Regions from separate parts of the Homo sapiens genome. Here region 2 is linked to region 1. A link is an interaction called in ENCODE POLR2A ChIA-PET data of the cell type or tissue named here. Cell type or tissue: GM12878. All regions are shown on one strand. Region 1 overlaps SH3KBP1 (SH3 domain containing kinase binding protein 1). Region 2 overlaps SH3KBP1 (SH3 domain containing kinase binding protein 1).

Region 1 (8,000 bases):
ATATTGTCTTTAAGCAAGCAAAATCATTGCTGATTTATATATGTGGGCAGTTATGTATGCATTTCCATGAGCCCTCATGGCCTGTAATTCTGGTCCAGGGTGTGGCCTCTACTACTGAGATTATAGGACCCAGGTTCTTAACAAATGGCAAAAAAACACGGGCCTGATGGTCAGAAAGTTGCAATTAAAGACGGGGGTCTAGGAACCCCCAGTCCCAGGAAATCCAGAGTCCCATGACCTGGATCAGAACCTCGGAGAGCTCCAGGTACTTGGCTGTTGGCAGATATACAGAGGCAGGAGTTGCTCTAGTTCCAAGCCAACCCTCCTCTGCAGGAAGGAGCTCTTCTATGTGGATGGATAATAAGGGACTTCAAAGATTTGGGCCTCAATAGTCTTGGGCTTTATAGGTAAGGTGATCTGTTACATCACTTAACTGTGGAGGGAAGCTAAGGTTTCCACTGGAGCCACAGGCTGAGTGGTTTTGAGTCTCCCTCCTATAGTCATGCCACTGGTTCTTCTTAGGAGGTGAGATGTACTAGGAGAGCTCTGCCTAGAAGGCTCAGAGTTTGGTTTCATGGCCAGCTCTGCCCCTTGCTAGCTTTGTGGCCTTCATCTGATCTTGCATCTTCTCTGACTGGGTCTCACTATTCTTATGTATAAAAATATATGTTTGGCAAAATCAGTTGTTTTTTTTTTTCCTGACAGTGTTGTTGTTAGGAACAAGTGAAAAAATAGCTGCTAAAGCACTTTAATTTATAAGCCTTTGCCAGTGTACAGTTGTATCATTGCTAGCATCATCACCTATTTTTAGAGCCTGTGGATAGGAATCCATGACGTCAGGATTCTGTGAACATAAGGTGTTGTCCAAGCAGTGCACCATCCCCCAACTTATATTTGCATGGTAATTGGTTCTGTGGGGTCAGCATGCATGTCACATATTTTTAGTCAGAAGCAAGTACACAGAGACTTGTGGTTTGCTGTTCAATTTGAAAAGTGTTTGAATGAAAGCTTGTCCTGTGGTCTTTTGGAAGTAACTGGAGATTTCTGTAGGGACTGACAAGAACAACAGACGTTTGAGTGTCCATTTTGCAGAGGCTAAACTGGGAGGGGAGAGATTGTAGGCAGGAAGACATGATTATAATCCAGGCAGTACTCCAGGAAACAGTGGTTAAGAGATGAGCTCTCGCCTGTAATCCCAGCATTTTGGGAGGCCAAGGTGGGCGGATTACTTGAGGTCAGGAGCTTGAGACCAGTCTGGCCAACATGGCGAAACTCTGCCTCTACTAAAAAACACAAAAATTAGCCGGGTGAGGTGGCACGTGCCTGTAATCCCAGCTATTCGGGAGGCTGAGACATGACCATTGCCTGAACCCGGAAGTGGAGGTTGCAGTGAACTGAGATCACGCCATTGTACTCCAGCCTGGGCAACAGAGTGAGACTGTCTCAAAAGAAAAAAAAAATGAGAGAGATGAGCTCTGAAGCTAGACAGGTTGAGTTCCAATCCTGGCTCCTACTTGTCTGACCTTGAGCAAGTTTGCTTAGCCCCCTGGGTCTTGTGTGGGTGTCTGAGTAGGGCCATAGTGTAGATTAAAAGTTGCAGTCCAGGTGAAGCTCTTAGAGCGGGGTTTGGCACATGGTAAGCACTCAGATGTTAGCTGCTATTCATGTGGGAGTCTTCTATTCATTTTATTGTGGTAATATATGTAACATAAAATTTACCATTTTAGTTATTTTAAGTGTACAGTCAGTAGCATTAATTACATTAGAATGTTGTGCAACTATCCGTACTATCTATGTCCAAAACATTTTCACTACTCCTGAGAGAACCCTTTAACTATCAAACAGTAACTTCCCATTCTGCCTCTCCCAACCTTTCAGGTAACCTCTAATCTACTTTCTATCTCTATGAATTTGCCTATTCTAGATATTTCACATAGGTGGACTCATACAATGTTTATCCCTTTGTGTGTTTTATTTCACTTAGCATAATGTTTTCCAGGTTCATCCATGTTGTAGCATGTATCAGAACTTTATTCCTTTTCGAGGCTGTATAATATTCCATTTTGTGGATATACCATATCTTGTTTATCCATTCATCTCTTAATGGACACTTGGGTTATTTCCTTCTTTTGGCTATTATGTATAAAGTTGCAGTAAACACTGGCATACAAGTTTGCCTTGGGGGCAAAGCTTTCAATTCTGCTGGGGTCCCTGCTTTCAATGCTTTTGAGTATATACCTAGAAGTGGAATTGCTGGATCAGATGGTAATTCTATATTTAACTTTCTAAGGAGCTGCCATACTGTTTTCCACAGGAGCTGCCCTATTTTACATTCCCATTAGCAATATACAAAGATTCCAGTTTCTCCACATCCTCATCAACACTTGTTTTCTTTTAAAATTCTAGCCATCCTAGTAGGTACGAAAGGGTATTTCATTGTGGTTTTCATTTGCATTTCCCTAATGACTAATGATGTTGAACATCGTGTCACATGCTCATTAGCCACTTGTATGTTTTCTTTGGAGAAACGTCTATTCAAGTCCTTTGCTTGGCATTTATATTTTTTTCCCTTTATGTTTTTAAGATACTACAGGAGGACAAAAAAGAAACAGATTGAGAAAGTAGATGCAGCCAGACTGGGCGACTGCTTAGATAGGGGGATAATACTGAATTTTCTACTCTGGGTAATTGGGTGGATGATGGGGTACCAAAGAAGACAGGCTGCCCTTTCCTGGGAGAAGGGGCAGGTTGGAGAAAAGGTATTGGCTTTGGGTGGGGCTGCATTGAGCTTGGGTGTTATCCAGGTGGGGAGCCTATAGAATTAACTGCCACGGCCATGTGTCCGATTGGTTTCTCTGAAAAAAATGCAAGACATATTTTAGGTTTTGTCTCCTCCCTGCTTCCACCTAAAGAAGCAACTTAAGCAATTCACTCATCATTCAGCTTCTCTATTTGGCAAATGTGAACAATTACTGGGGGAACAATGGAGTCTGGAATTTATGGGCCAGCCTCTCTCCTGGTGCCAGTTTCTCAGCCCTTCAGCACCTGCTCTTGATCAGACCCAGTCCTTCCTAGCCAGCTGCTCCCCACGTGCTGCTCTGAAGCATTGGGGAGTAGGGGTGAGCCTTCTTGAGAACCATGGCTTCTGAGGCTTTCTCCAGGGACCACCCCAGCCTCACAATGCTGGCGCTGCTTCTCCCACCCTTCCCCGGCTGCATGCCATTAGCAGTTATTGCTAAGTAGACACTTGCTATGTCGTCCTCAACCCACTGACTTTCTCTGAGTTACTCCTTGGCAAAGTTGGGTGTTGTGCTCTGTTGTGTTACTGCATCACGTTGTGTCTAGGTGGGGAATTTGCACGTGCACAGTCATACCCACACTGCGATGGAAAATGAGGTTTGAGCAACTGTTCTTCCCCCAAAGAAGCAACCGGTGAGGAAATGAGCCCACTTGGTGGCTTGTTGTCTTTACTTTCAGAGCCAGAGCAGGCTGGCAGCCATCACCAAGTTAGCATCCTGTCATGTGGCTCAGGCGGGCAATGTTTGCAGATTGTCCCCTGATGCCATCTGCCTGTGAGGCTACAGGAACCCCCAGCAACTGCTGCTCTAGCAGGTGCTGGGGCTGCTGAGGTAGGTGTCCGTGTACATATATTCAAGCACACACAGCTTTGTGTGGTGTGCAGAGGTACCGGTGTTGGGCTAGGGCTGAGCTTCGCCTAGTTAGGCCTCTGGGACGCCAGTTGAAACACTCAACCTAGCAAAGCGCCAGCCCCAGTTGTTGGTTTCCGGTGGGGCCCTGGTGAGGGAGGAAGAGAGGGTGAGGCTGCTGTGAACAGAGGCAGCAACTGGGGAATTGGATATGGTAACTAACACACTCTTGAGTGTGCAGGAAGCTGCGGGGAGTGGCATTGTTTTGACAAACTTTTGTTGCTTTCTTTCTGCCTCTGCCCTCTGCTCGGGCCTAGTCATGGCCCTCTACCCAATTTAGCATCTCTGTTCCTTCCAGCGGGGAGCCCATCCCCATTTCTTACCTCATGGGCTCTTTTTAAGGAGCGCATTCCTCATCTTTGAGCTCTTCCTGCCATTCAGCCATGCTTTGGGTCAGCCCCTAAGCTTTCACTTTTCCCCAAGTTACTGTGATTATGGATTCAGACAAGCCTAGAAAATCCTTACTCCTTTGGGGGGAATTCCTGTATACAGACTTATACTTTGTGAGTCACTATTATCTTGGTCTAATAATGCTTTTTAAAACAATTATGTAAATTATTAAAGCAATTTGAAATAATTATATTAGCCATCAGATTTCAGAAATCTAGATCTTAATGGAGCTTTGATTAAGAGTCTACCTAGAGCAGGGGTCAGCGAACTTTTTCTGTAAAGGGCCAGATATTTTAGACTTTGATCTCTGTTGCAGCTACTCAGTTCCGCTGGTGTAGCATGAAAGCAGCTGTACAAAATACTTAAATGCATGAGTATAGTTGTGTTCTAATGAGACTTTCTTTACAAAAGTGAGTGGTGAGCTTTCATTTGCTGACCCCTGATCTAGAGTGATAAGCCATCCTTATTTTTTTTCTTTGTCAAGAGTTGAAAAGCCAGAGGAACTTGATGACTGTAAATGCATTAGAATCATCTTCTTTTGGGTTTAGTATCCTTGTGAGCACAATGGTAATTTGGGAATATGCTTCTTTAAATCTCTGTTGAGAAGAAGATAAATCAGAAGGCTTTTTAAGGGGGTGAGTCTGCTTGGCCAAAGCTTGTCATTGTTTAACAAGAACAGGCTGTCACTTAGAGCTGTATGGTGGCTTTTATGTTTCACTCATTCTCTTTATAGTCACATGGAATGGCCATAGTTACATAAGGTCGCCTCACCATACTGGGGCTTATTCCACTTTATAGGACCAGGTGCTTTTCTAATAAATGTAAGAAAACTACAAAGATACAGAAAATGGTGTTTTTAAAACATGATGTTATGCTAAGTTGGCATTGCTATAGTTCATTTCCAGAAAGATGGAGCTTAAGATAGTCCAAGAGGCATTCTAAAGTTTCAAACTATAATCTTGTTTTCCTTTTATCTGTCCTCACAGGAAATAAAGAAAGAGATGAAGAAAGACCCTCTCACCAACAAAGCTCCAGAAAAGCCCCTGCACGAAGTGCCCAGTGGAAACTCTTTGCTGTCTTCTGAAACGATTTTAAGAACCAATAAGAGAGGTATGGAAAAGGAAAAAGAGGTTCCCTCCCTGCACACAAACAAAAGCTGGAAACTTCTGGTGAACTGTGTCAAACTTTATATTGCTGAAAAATTGAATAGAGTTTGTCCTTTTGGTTTTTGGTATATATTTTGGATACACACATACATACTTGGCAAGTGACTATATGTATAGTAACTGTAATAAAGGGAACTAATAAAAATATTTTTTGACAGTGGGAAAGTAGACTACATTTGTAAATGATGATTTTTCTGGAGCTGTAGATTTCACTTTCATATCTATTTTTATGGATGAAAGGTGAATTTAGAGAATGCTGTGGTGCAGGCCTGAGCCGTGTGTCTGACCGCACTCTCCCTTTAATTTAAGGCAAACCTTATCAAGTTATTTCTCTCTCCAACTGCTAGGCTCCCTAGCGCAGACCCTGCCTCTCTGAGTTTGTGAGGCAGAATGTGCAAAGATATAGCTAACACATCTGTCTGACCAGAAGACCTTTAACAATCTTGTTTTCTCTCTTTTGAGACCTCAAGGCAGATTTTCAGGTATCAGCTTGTTGGAGTTTTGTTTTTTCTCCCATCCCCTCTTGGTGATAATTGTTTGAAATAATGTGAGAGAGAATAGAAGACTGCAGAGACGACCCCACTCAATTTTATACTGTGAGCACACTAGGGTCCCTCCGTTTTTCCTGACCTTGGACCAGCCAGGGCACATGCTGAGCATGCCTGTAGGTTAGCGCTTGGCTGCCAGCTTTTAGTGGGCTTATTACTTCCTTAAAGAGAAATAGAGAGCTGTTTGAAAGCAGGCACAGGAACTAGATTAGCAAAGGGTTCCATTAACCAGAAAAAAAGAAGGCAAGTTTATATAACCATGGGGAGGAAGAACAGCTAATCTTTCATAAAATTTAGACAGGATAAGAATTTGTCCAGTAAACTGCCCATTGATCATAGCTTTGTGCCTCTCTTCCTTTCTGTCTCTTCCTCTACTGCCTCCAGCTGCCCTGGGTTACATTTCCCTTTTTGAATTATTCAGATCAAATATTGGCTGGAGGCCCATGTTGGTTAGCAGCTATAGGATTTTCTTTCTTTTCTCGTTTTGTTAAATTCATCCTACCAAAGCAGGGGATTTCCCATTTTAAGAATTAAGTGCCCTTTGCTGTAAAACTACAGTCTTGCCCAAAAGTGCCTCCTGCATTCTTGCAAGTAAGCTCTCAAACTCCTGAGACCTGCATTCATTGGATTTGGTGAGGTAGAGTTCAGTGTGTGTTCTTTCTGCACTTTCAAACCAATGAGAAGGAGCCCTCCCATTCCTCCACCTGCCTCTTGGGTCCGCGGGCACGGCAATTGCACGCATGTTGACCAGCGGCAAGGCCTCTTTGGCCAGCCATGGTTTTTGTCAAGTCAGTAAGAGATTTAAAGTAATTAATTAATTTAACAAGATAAGGAATTAATTAAGGTAAGGAATTGAGGTAACTATTTGGATGAGTTTAGTAAAATTACCTGAGAACTTTAAATCAACGAAGGAATAGAATTTTTCAGATGATTATCTCTTCACCACTGAAAATCTGGCCTCTGAGTTCCCCTATGGAATTTTTCATTCACCAAAAATTGGAATGCAGAGGGATGGCTTACTGCCTTACATTCCATTTTGAAAGCTTTCTGCCTTGGACCTGCAGCCTGGTTATGGCCAACCTTTCATTCTGAGGCATTTTATATGTGGAATCTGCCGGTGGTTGTGGGACCTGAGTACATGGAGGCATTCTGTAAATATGAAGTCTATAACAAATCATCTTCATTCTGTCCGAGGCTTCACCCTGACCTCCTGGGTCACCTGGGCGTAACATAAATTTCCAGCTGAAGGGAAGCATTGTGTACCAGGCCCAGGGCTGCCTCTGGCCCTCCCCCACCAGTCAAGACTACCAGTATTCTGCTACCCCTTATAATAAACAGCGGGGGTAGATTGATTGGCCTTGTCAGGCCAGATAAATAGTTCATTGTACTGAGCTCAAAAGCTACATTTTTTTCCCACCCAAAATCAATGAAAAAAACACTTTTTTCCCCCCTTAAAACAAGGATCAGAGGCTAAATCTGTGGGATGATTCTAGTTACTTGTAAACACTTCGGTCCAACTAATTTTTAAAGTTTTATGAGTTACCATAAGTGACTGAAGGGGCCTCCTTCCCCTTTGTTTCCATCATCGAGCTTTGTCTCCAGCAACCTTTCGGATGTTTTGGTCTATTACTGTTGTTGTGGCTATTAGGGAAGGAAGTTGCTTTCAGGATTTATTAACAGCCTGCTTTGATTGGCTAACATGGGATCTTAGAGGATATGAGTTGAGTCCACCTTGTGATTCAGTCTTGGACCCTTGTAAGAATTTAATAGAATGAACACAAGTTCTCTTCCTTGAACTTGATCAAAGATGAGATGACTGTTTTCTGTATATGGACCTTATCATTTGATACATGCTTGAAGTTGGATTAATAATGAAAGATTGACATCTATTTCTATCATGAGTCTGAAACTGAACCACTTCATTGGGTCCTGAACTTGAGATAGTCCTAGCTGAAGAAGTTTGCCCAATTGTGTCCAGCTGTTTTTGCGTCTTGTGACATGCCTCACTTTGCAGCAACTGCAAACAGGTAGTAGTCCCTCACGTTGTGGGATGAGCTCACCCTCCCCAGACACCTGCATAAGGTCAGAAGACATCTTGGGTTTGAAGGAAGCTATTCATAGCCTTGAGAAAAAGCCAGGGCTATGGAAACCTTAGTTTGGGGACTGATTAGTTTCACTTTTCAGCTTTA
Region 2 (8,000 bases), 130 kb before region 1:
ACAACATTTCCTCTTGTATTAAGTCTCCATCTCCAACTGGATCTGCTCAGCTCCATTGCCCTGGCACATTGCCTGGCATACAGTAAGTGCCATATGTTAATGAATGAACATGTAACCCTTTCACCCAAATACGGTTACAACTTGCAATTCTCCACGACTATGGACCACCAGGAGTGAGTGTGCAATTCTGTAAAGTCCCCTGGGCAGAGCATGTTGACAAGGTCTGTTTGCTGACAGTTCCTGGTGGCCCACACTGTAGTGGGTGAGAAGGGTGATGCCACATGTATTACATGGCTTTAACAAAGAACTGCACATTTTAAGATAGAAAATTCTCTCTGGCAGTGGTTCTGAACTGGGGGCAATTCTCCCCACCAGGGGGACACAGCACTATCTGGAGACACTTTTGGTTGTCACAGCTGGTGGCGGGGGTCAGGGGAGTGGAGAGTCATTCTACTGGCATCTACTAGGTGGAGGTCAGGGGTGCTGCTAAACATCCTACGATGCACAGGCCAGCCGCCCCCCGCACCACCACAACAAAGAGTTATCTGACCCCAAATGTCAGTCATGCTGAGGTTAAGGAAGCCTGCTCTGGGGGAACCCCGGGGGCTTATTAACACAGATGGCTGGAGCACCATTTCCTTACTTCATTATCAGTCCTTCTGGAACATAAGGCTTTGTATGTAACCACAGTCTTCGTTTTATGCACGAACCTACAAGTCACTAGAGAACAGGACTCTTTGGGACTTTCACCATTTTGTTCTTTGAATGGAGAGTGTCTTAACACAACTCTTGCCTCTCTTCCGTTGATACCTAGGTAGTTAAGCTGGGGAGAGGCAAGGGCTTTGGGGCACGAAGTTGTTAAACTTGCTTCTGGTAGTGTTTGGCCCCTGTAATGTTTTGTCTTTCTATTGGGATGTGCTTTTATGTGGGGGGACAGGCGATGGGTCCTCTGCTACTCACATATTGGTCCCTGGCATTGAAGTGCTGGAAGGAGCCTTGGCAGTCATGGCCCATGACATCAGATGATGAGACTGAGCCTCAGAGAGGCAGAGTGACAATGGTCCCCTAGTGGTAGAACCCAACTGCCTTCCAGTATGGAAGAACCAGCCCCGCCCAATTTCTGTAGGTGCTCAGAAAATGTCAGGCTCCTGCTTCCCCTCGTGAGGCTCTTGCTACAGTCTCTTTCCGTAGTAAGTTTTTTATTTTTTATTTTTTGAGACAGGGTCTCACTCTGTTGCTCAGGCTGGAGTGCAGTGGCGCAATCAAGGCTCACTGCAGCCTCGACCTCCCAGGCTCAAGCGATCCTCCCACCTCAGCCACCCAAGTAGGTGGGACTACATGTGCGTGCCACCACGCCCAGCTAATTTTTGTATTTTTTTGTAGAGATGGGGCTTCGCCATGTTGCCCAGGCTGGTCTCGAACTCCTGGGCTCAAGTGATCCACCTGCCTTGGCTTCCCAAAGCATTGGGATTAGGCATGAGCCATCACACCAGGGTGTAAGTTTTTTTTAAACAGATTTATTGATGTATAATTTGCATACCATACAATTTATCCATTTAAGGTGTGCAATTCAATGGGTTTTGGTACATTATTAATTTTATGCTAAAACATGTAACAAAATTTGCAATTTTCACCACTTTTAAGTGTATAGTTATACTGGGTATATTCACAATGCTTTGCAACCATCACCACTATCTAGTTCCAAAACTTTCTTTTTTTAAAATCACCCCTCCCTAGTAAGTTTCTAACTTGAAGGTCAGAATCCATGTCCCCTGGGGGTTCCTGGACCAGCCAGCCAATTTGGAGAACACTTGGAAGCCCAAGGATCCCAGTTGAGATTCCAAAGGAAGATAGGAAAAGGGAAAGCGTGGCTTTTTGTGTGTGTGTGTGTTTTTGGTTGATATTTCCTTGGGAGGCCCTTTATTTTCTCTCTCTCTCTCTCTCTCTCTCTCTCACACACACACACACACACACACACACACACACAAATTAGCCAGGCGTGGTGGCACATACCTGTAGTCCTAGCTACTCAGGAGGCTGGGGCAGGAGAATCACTTGAACCTGGGAGCAGGAGGCTACAGTGAGCCGACATCGCACCACTGCACTCCAGTCTGGGCAACAGAGTGAGACCGTGTCTCAAGGAAAAAAAAAAAAAAAAGGTCTACATCATGGGAGAAAACACTGCAGTGCCAAACAGATCCCTCGAATTCACACACATGGTTGATATCATTCCACGTTTCTTCACTTAAATTCCTTCAGCTGGCAAAGGTCCACCAGCAACCTGTGATCATGAGCACTTGGTTTTCAACTTGATCATTATCTTATGGATAAATATCTTGCAGGCAGTTCTGTAGTTTTCATTAGGGGATGCTTAAGGCAAAAGGTAGCTCATGGGTCTTAACTCTGTGGTCAACTGTGCTTATATTTAGCCTTACAAAGAAAAAACACTAATAACAAAAATCCTGTGATACTTGTCCTAACGGAATACTATCCAGTTGGCAAGAAAAGACCAGAAAAGGCCTCTGCTTACTTCCTTTCTGTGGCCACGGAAGTGGTGGGGGCACTGCTGGAGGCTGGTCCATCTCCAGGTGTGGGTGACAGAGTGGCAAGATGAAGTGCAGTTCAGTTCATACTGTTATTTCTATCTTGGATAAAATACTATAAACATTTCAATGCTTATTAATGACTCATTTGGCATAATAAATTTAAGTCCTTGAGCACCCAAGTACAGCATGTATAGACAGTTTAAACAACCATCTCCTTACACTTGAGCTTCTTACCAGCCAGTATGCAAACACCAGCCCTTGTGTTTTTGCCAGATTTTTCTGGACTGTTCTAGACTTAGAAGACTTGGGGCCATGTTCTAGGTCTGGTCCTCTGGGGCTGCACCAGTTTTAGCCATCACATGTTACCTCCCCATGTGAAAAGTCTTTAATTAGCTTAGTGTCCTGTCTAATTATTCCAGCTAGTTCTTAGGTTTGTGCCTGGAGCTAGACGGAGACGCTTGGCCCTCATTTTGGATGAAGACTGGGAAAGGCCATTCTTGCTCTGCTGCCCCCTCCTCTTAGCCAGCATCTTCATGGACCTCAATTTTCTTCACCAGGGTGTTCTGGGTGCTGTCTTTTGATGAGCATTTTACATAATAGCTTCTCAAATTCACTTGACAGAAGTGACTTCGTAAATGAACTTTGCCTTTCTCCTGTTTTGATCATCAAAACAAAACCAGCAAAAACATCTCTTCACAACTTGACCGAAATGGGACAGTTTTAAACCACTTAGCCAGTGATTTCTAATTACCCCTTTGTTCTCAACAAACTATTAGATGGCAAAGAGAGGTGTCAACTCAAATACAGTAGGTCAATGAGCTCATCTGTGATCCATGAAGCAGGATGGACAGAGTAAGTGTTTGTTAATTGATGGTGATTTTTTTAAAGCTTAATTGCTGCTTTTGGCTGTCAGGAAACAAATGAAAGTAATTGGCTTGCGGAGGGTGGATTGTGGGGGGAAAAGTGAGGTGGAAGATTTCACCAATTGAAGAAAAAATTGGAAAGGGGGAAGCAGTTCACACTGTCTTCATCTGTTTTCTGGGGCATAATGACTACAGCTGCTTGCTTGAGACATTTTTAAAGTTAGTTTTTGGAATAGGTTATATATCCCCAGGATTCGAAATTCAAAAGGTGAAAAAGTGTTTACGGGAAAAAGTCTCCCTCCCATCTCTGTCCTTCAGCTATGCAGTGACCCTCCCCATAGGCTGCTGCTATTTTGTTTCTCAAGTTTTCTTCCAGGGAGCTTTCATATGTATACCAACACAGAGGCATTTCTGTTATTTTCCCCTCCTTTTTTAACGTCCTGATTAATTGATGATGGGTGAACTTCTGTCTAGCTGGGGATTTTCTCCCCCCCGGAGATGTGCATTGGAACGCTATGCCTAGTCCTTCCATCTAGTTTTGATGGAGGGATAGGTGGACTTCGGAAAAGTTCTCCAGGAGACTGCTCTATTGTCCTGAGGCTCAGCTGATCTGGGTTATTAATTGACAGAAACTTTGTCCTGGATCTTAACCCATCTAGGTGTTTTTTTTGTTTGTTTGTTTTTGTTTTCTTGACAGAGTCTCACTCTGTTGCCCAGCCTGGAGTGCAGTGGTGTGATCTCCGCTCACTGCAACCTGTGTCTCCCGGGTTCAAGCGATTCTCCTGCCTCGGCCTCCCGAGTAGCTGGGATTACAGGCATCTGCCACTATGCCCAGCTAATTTTTTTGTATTTTTAGTGGAGATGGGGTTTCACCATGTTGGCCAGGCTGGTCTGGAACTCCCGACCTCAGGTGATCTGTCTACCTCAGCCTCCCAAAGCGCTAGGATTACAGGCGTGAGCCACCACGCCCGGCCTTAACCCATCTGGGTTTTGAACTCAGGAACAGTCTTCCCACTTTCATGTTGTATATATAGTAAGGACTTTCTTCAAATGATAGAAGCCAAGCAGGGCCCGCTAACCTGAGCAAAAGGGATGCTTATTCTGGGGCCACAGGGACCTCTCATGCAACCCAAGGGTGCCTGCTGGAGGAGCCGGACCCCAAGAAGCAGCAGCTGGAGCTAGGTGTGGGCCAGCTGCCCAGTGTGCCCTCTGGCCATGCTTCCTCCCTGTCCCCTTTCTTCTGTGTGACTTGTTCATGGGGCACATGCCACAGTTCCAAATGCCTGTTAAGTGTGACTTGATTTGGTCCCAGTTCCACATTTTTGTTAGTGAGACTGAGCCCACCGGAGCTTCTGTCTCCTCCCACCTCCACCCTCCATATACACAGGTGGCTGCTCCATGCCCACATCCATGGTGGGCGGGAGGTGCTCAGTTCCAGTCCTGGTGTAAATGTTGAAGGAGGGCGCATGGAGGACCCAAATGAAGCCCTGCCCTGTGGAGGAGTGGGTGCTACGGGGCTGCCCTCGGGCCAGGCACTCTCAGTGAGGATGCTAGACCGCCTGCCAGTGTTGGCATTCATTTTCCCTGCCCTCCTCTTGACAAAGGAGTGACTGATGTGAGGCCGTGTGGCCTCTTCTGTGCTCTAGCCATCCAGGATGTTCATTCCATCCTCACAGAGTCCCTTCTATGAGGCTCCCTGAGGAAGGGCCCTTGTCGGAGCCGAGAACAGTTGTGCTTCAGAGTAATGGGGCTATTTTAATCCTTTGAGCTCCTGAACTGTGTGACTAAGCTCCATGTCACCTATTGAGTTGGCGGCCGTTAAAAAGTGTGTCTGTGCCTCTGGGGGCCCTTGGATGGGTTGGTGATAGCATGCCATGGGGGAAGGGTACAGTTGTGACATCGTCTGGCGCTTTTAGGGAACCTGTGGGTTTTTAAATGGAGGAAGAGATGTAGACATTGTAAAAAACAGCCACCGCCTGACGAGTTAACCCCTGAGGTAGAGATGCGCTCCAGAAAGCGGGCAGGGGGCTCTCGCCCTAATGCCTATCTCCTCCCTCCTGCCTTCTCCCCCTCTTTTTCTCCTCTCTCTCCCCCTACCTTTTCTCTCTCTGCTCTTTCTTCATCCCCTCACCCTTTCTCTCATCCCTCACTCCTCTTCACCCTGTCTCCCTCACTTTCTCTCATCCAGATCCATCTCCCCTACGCTCTTTGTCCCCGCATCTCTCTCCCATTCCCCTGCACCCCCTCTCCCCTTCCACCCTCTTTTCCACACCCCTTCTCCCCACACCTTCTCTTTCCCTCTTAGTCTCTCTCCCCGCATCCTCACTGTCCACCCCCAGCCTCCTGACCCTCCCCACTTCTGCTCTCCCTTCCTCTCAGCCCCTCTGTGTTTTGCCCCTTTCTTCCCAGCCCGTTCCTCTTATTTTCTCTCTTCCTCACCCCTCCTCTCCTGGCCCCTGTGTCTTACCCTTCTCATTGCCCACATCCCTTCTCCACTGCCCCCTTCTCCACACTTCCTCTCCTGTTCTTACTAAGCCCTTCTTCCTTTCTTCTTCCCCCTCCTGCCTCTCTTCTCTCACCCCTCAACACCTCCACACCCCCCCACTTTGCCCCCCCAACTCTTCCTCTCCTCTCTCCCATCCTCTCATCTGCCCCCAAGCCCCCTTTTCTGTCTCTCTGCCCACTTCTTTCTCCCCCGACCCCAGTTCTCTCCCCGGAACCCCACTCTGGCCCCAGTGCCCACTCTCCCTCAACCCCTCTTCTCTCTTGCACTTCCTCCTCCTTCCCACATTCTCCCATTTCTTCCTTCAAACCCAGTATTGCTGCGTGCCTCAGATTTTCAATCCCACAGGGCAGGAAGAGCCAGGGACAGGGTTACTGGCCTTCTCCATCCCACAGCCAGCCATGGGTCCCTACTCTAGAATAACTGTGATTTTTATTTTAGTGTACTTCTTTTAGAGTTTTATATATATATATATATATTTTTTTTTTTTTTTTTTTTTGAGATGGACTCTCACTCTGTTGCCCCGGCTGGAGTGCAATGGCATGATCTTGGCTCACTGCAACCTCTACCTCCCCAGTTCAAGGGATCCCCCCGCCTCAGCCTCCCGAGTAGCTGGGATTACAGGCGCACACCACCATGCCTGGCTAATTTTTGTATTTTTAGCAGGGACAGGGTTTCATTGTGTTATCCAGGCTGGTCTCGAACTCCTGGCCTCAAGTGATCCACCCACCTCAGCCTCCCAAAGTGCTGGGATTACAGGTGTGAGCCACTGTGCCTGGCACTATTTCTTTTTTCTTATGAACTCCTCTTACTATCATTCCCAAATATTTTGGTGTATTTCTTTTTAGGTTTTCTTTATTTTTATTTTTATTTTTTTTGATAGAGTCTTGCTCTATCCCCCAGGCTGGAGTGCAGTGGCATGATCTCGGCTCACTGCAACCTCTGCCTCCTGGGTTCAAACGATTCTCCTGCCTTAGCCTCTCGAGTAGCTGGGATTACAGGTGCCTGCCACCTCGCCCGGCTAATTTTTTGCATTTTTAGTAGAGACAGGGTCTCACCATGTTAGCCAGGCTGGTCTCAAACTCCTGACCTCGGGTGATCCACCCACCTTGGCCTCCCAAAGTGCTGAGATTACAGGTGTGAGCTACCATGCCCAGCCAGGGTTTTTACTATTAATATATACTTGTTGCTATATGTACATGTATTTTATATATACATGTATATATATGTATATGTATATATATATATATATATATACATATATATATATATATGTCCTTGTTTTTTCCACTTCATAGTCATCTTTGAAGCCAGTGTTTTTAGTAGCTGAATATTTGAGTTCATGCATCTTAATTTATGTAACTATTTCCCTGTCATTTGAGCATTTAGGTAGCTTCTATGATCTTGATATTATATAGACGAGGATGTGATGGACATATGTCCCCTTTCTATCCTGTAAGGAAATCACACTGTAGGCAGTGTGGCATTTTATATCCATTCTTTATCTCCATAGATGCCCAAATGACTGGACTGGCCCCTGATGATGAGAAGGAAGAAGAGTTCAGTCCAAGGGAATTGGCACATGGGAATTGGCAGGGTACTTGTCCTCCATGTGTTTGCTTTCAGTTTTAGTTCTAGAAACTCTGTGTTCATATGGCTTATCATCCCTTTTATATGTGCTCTGTGTGTGTGTGTGTGTGTGTGTGTGTGTGTGAGAGAGAGAGAGAGAGAGAGAAGAGAGATGGAGACAGATCAACTGATACTTCTTTTTTTTGAGACAGTCTTGCTCTGTCGCCCAGGCTGGAGTGCAGTGGTGCGATCTCGGCTCACTGCAAGCTCCGCCTCCCGGGTTCACGCCATTCTCCTGCCTCAGCCTCCCGAGTAGCTGGGACTACAGGCGCCCGCCACCATGTCCAGCTAATTTTTTGTATTTTTTTTTTAGCAGAGATGAGGTTTCACCGTGTTAGCCAGGATGGTCTCTATCTCCTGACCTCGTGATCCGCCCGCCTCGGCCTCCCAAAGTACTGGGATTACAGGCGTGAGCTACCGCACCCGGCCCCAACTGATACTTCTAAAAGCAACTGCATG

What was found. Peaks named below come from ENCODE experiments on the same cell type or tissue, not always from the same donor. Only the 100,000 strongest peaks of a DNase experiment are listed, where the experiment ranks them.
Region 2: POLR2A ChIA-PET joins it to region 1 with 10 read pairs; 13 of 35 experiments call an interaction of 5 or more read pairs at or near these places.

What each region holds. Positions count from the first base shown.
Region 1 is chrX:19,743,525-19,751,524 of GRCh38, reverse strand. SH3KBP1 (SH3 domain containing kinase binding protein 1) reads left to right here. Exons shown (of 18, transcript NM_031892.3): 3 at 5,084-5,207. Among named protein-coding and RNA genes, the nearest start is that of SH3KBP1, 140 kb to the left of the region's middle. RefSeq lists an enhancer at 3,414-3,463. In GM12878, no CTCF peak of the experiment used is centred here; DNase peaks (open chromatin) are centred at 906, 3,436, 3,736 and 7,934; H3K4me3 peaks cover 525 bases; H3K27ac peaks cover 7,583 bases.
Region 2 is chrX:19,872,460-19,880,459 of GRCh38, reverse strand. All of the region lies in intron 1 of SH3KBP1 (SH3 domain containing kinase binding protein 1), which reads left to right. Among named protein-coding and RNA genes, the nearest start is that of SH3KBP1, 11 kb to the left of the region's middle. RefSeq lists enhancers at 430-489, 660-709, 4,925-4,974. In GM12878, no CTCF peak of the experiment used is centred here; no DNase peak of the experiment used is centred here; H3K4me3 peaks cover 1,285 bases; H3K27ac peaks cover 3,953 bases.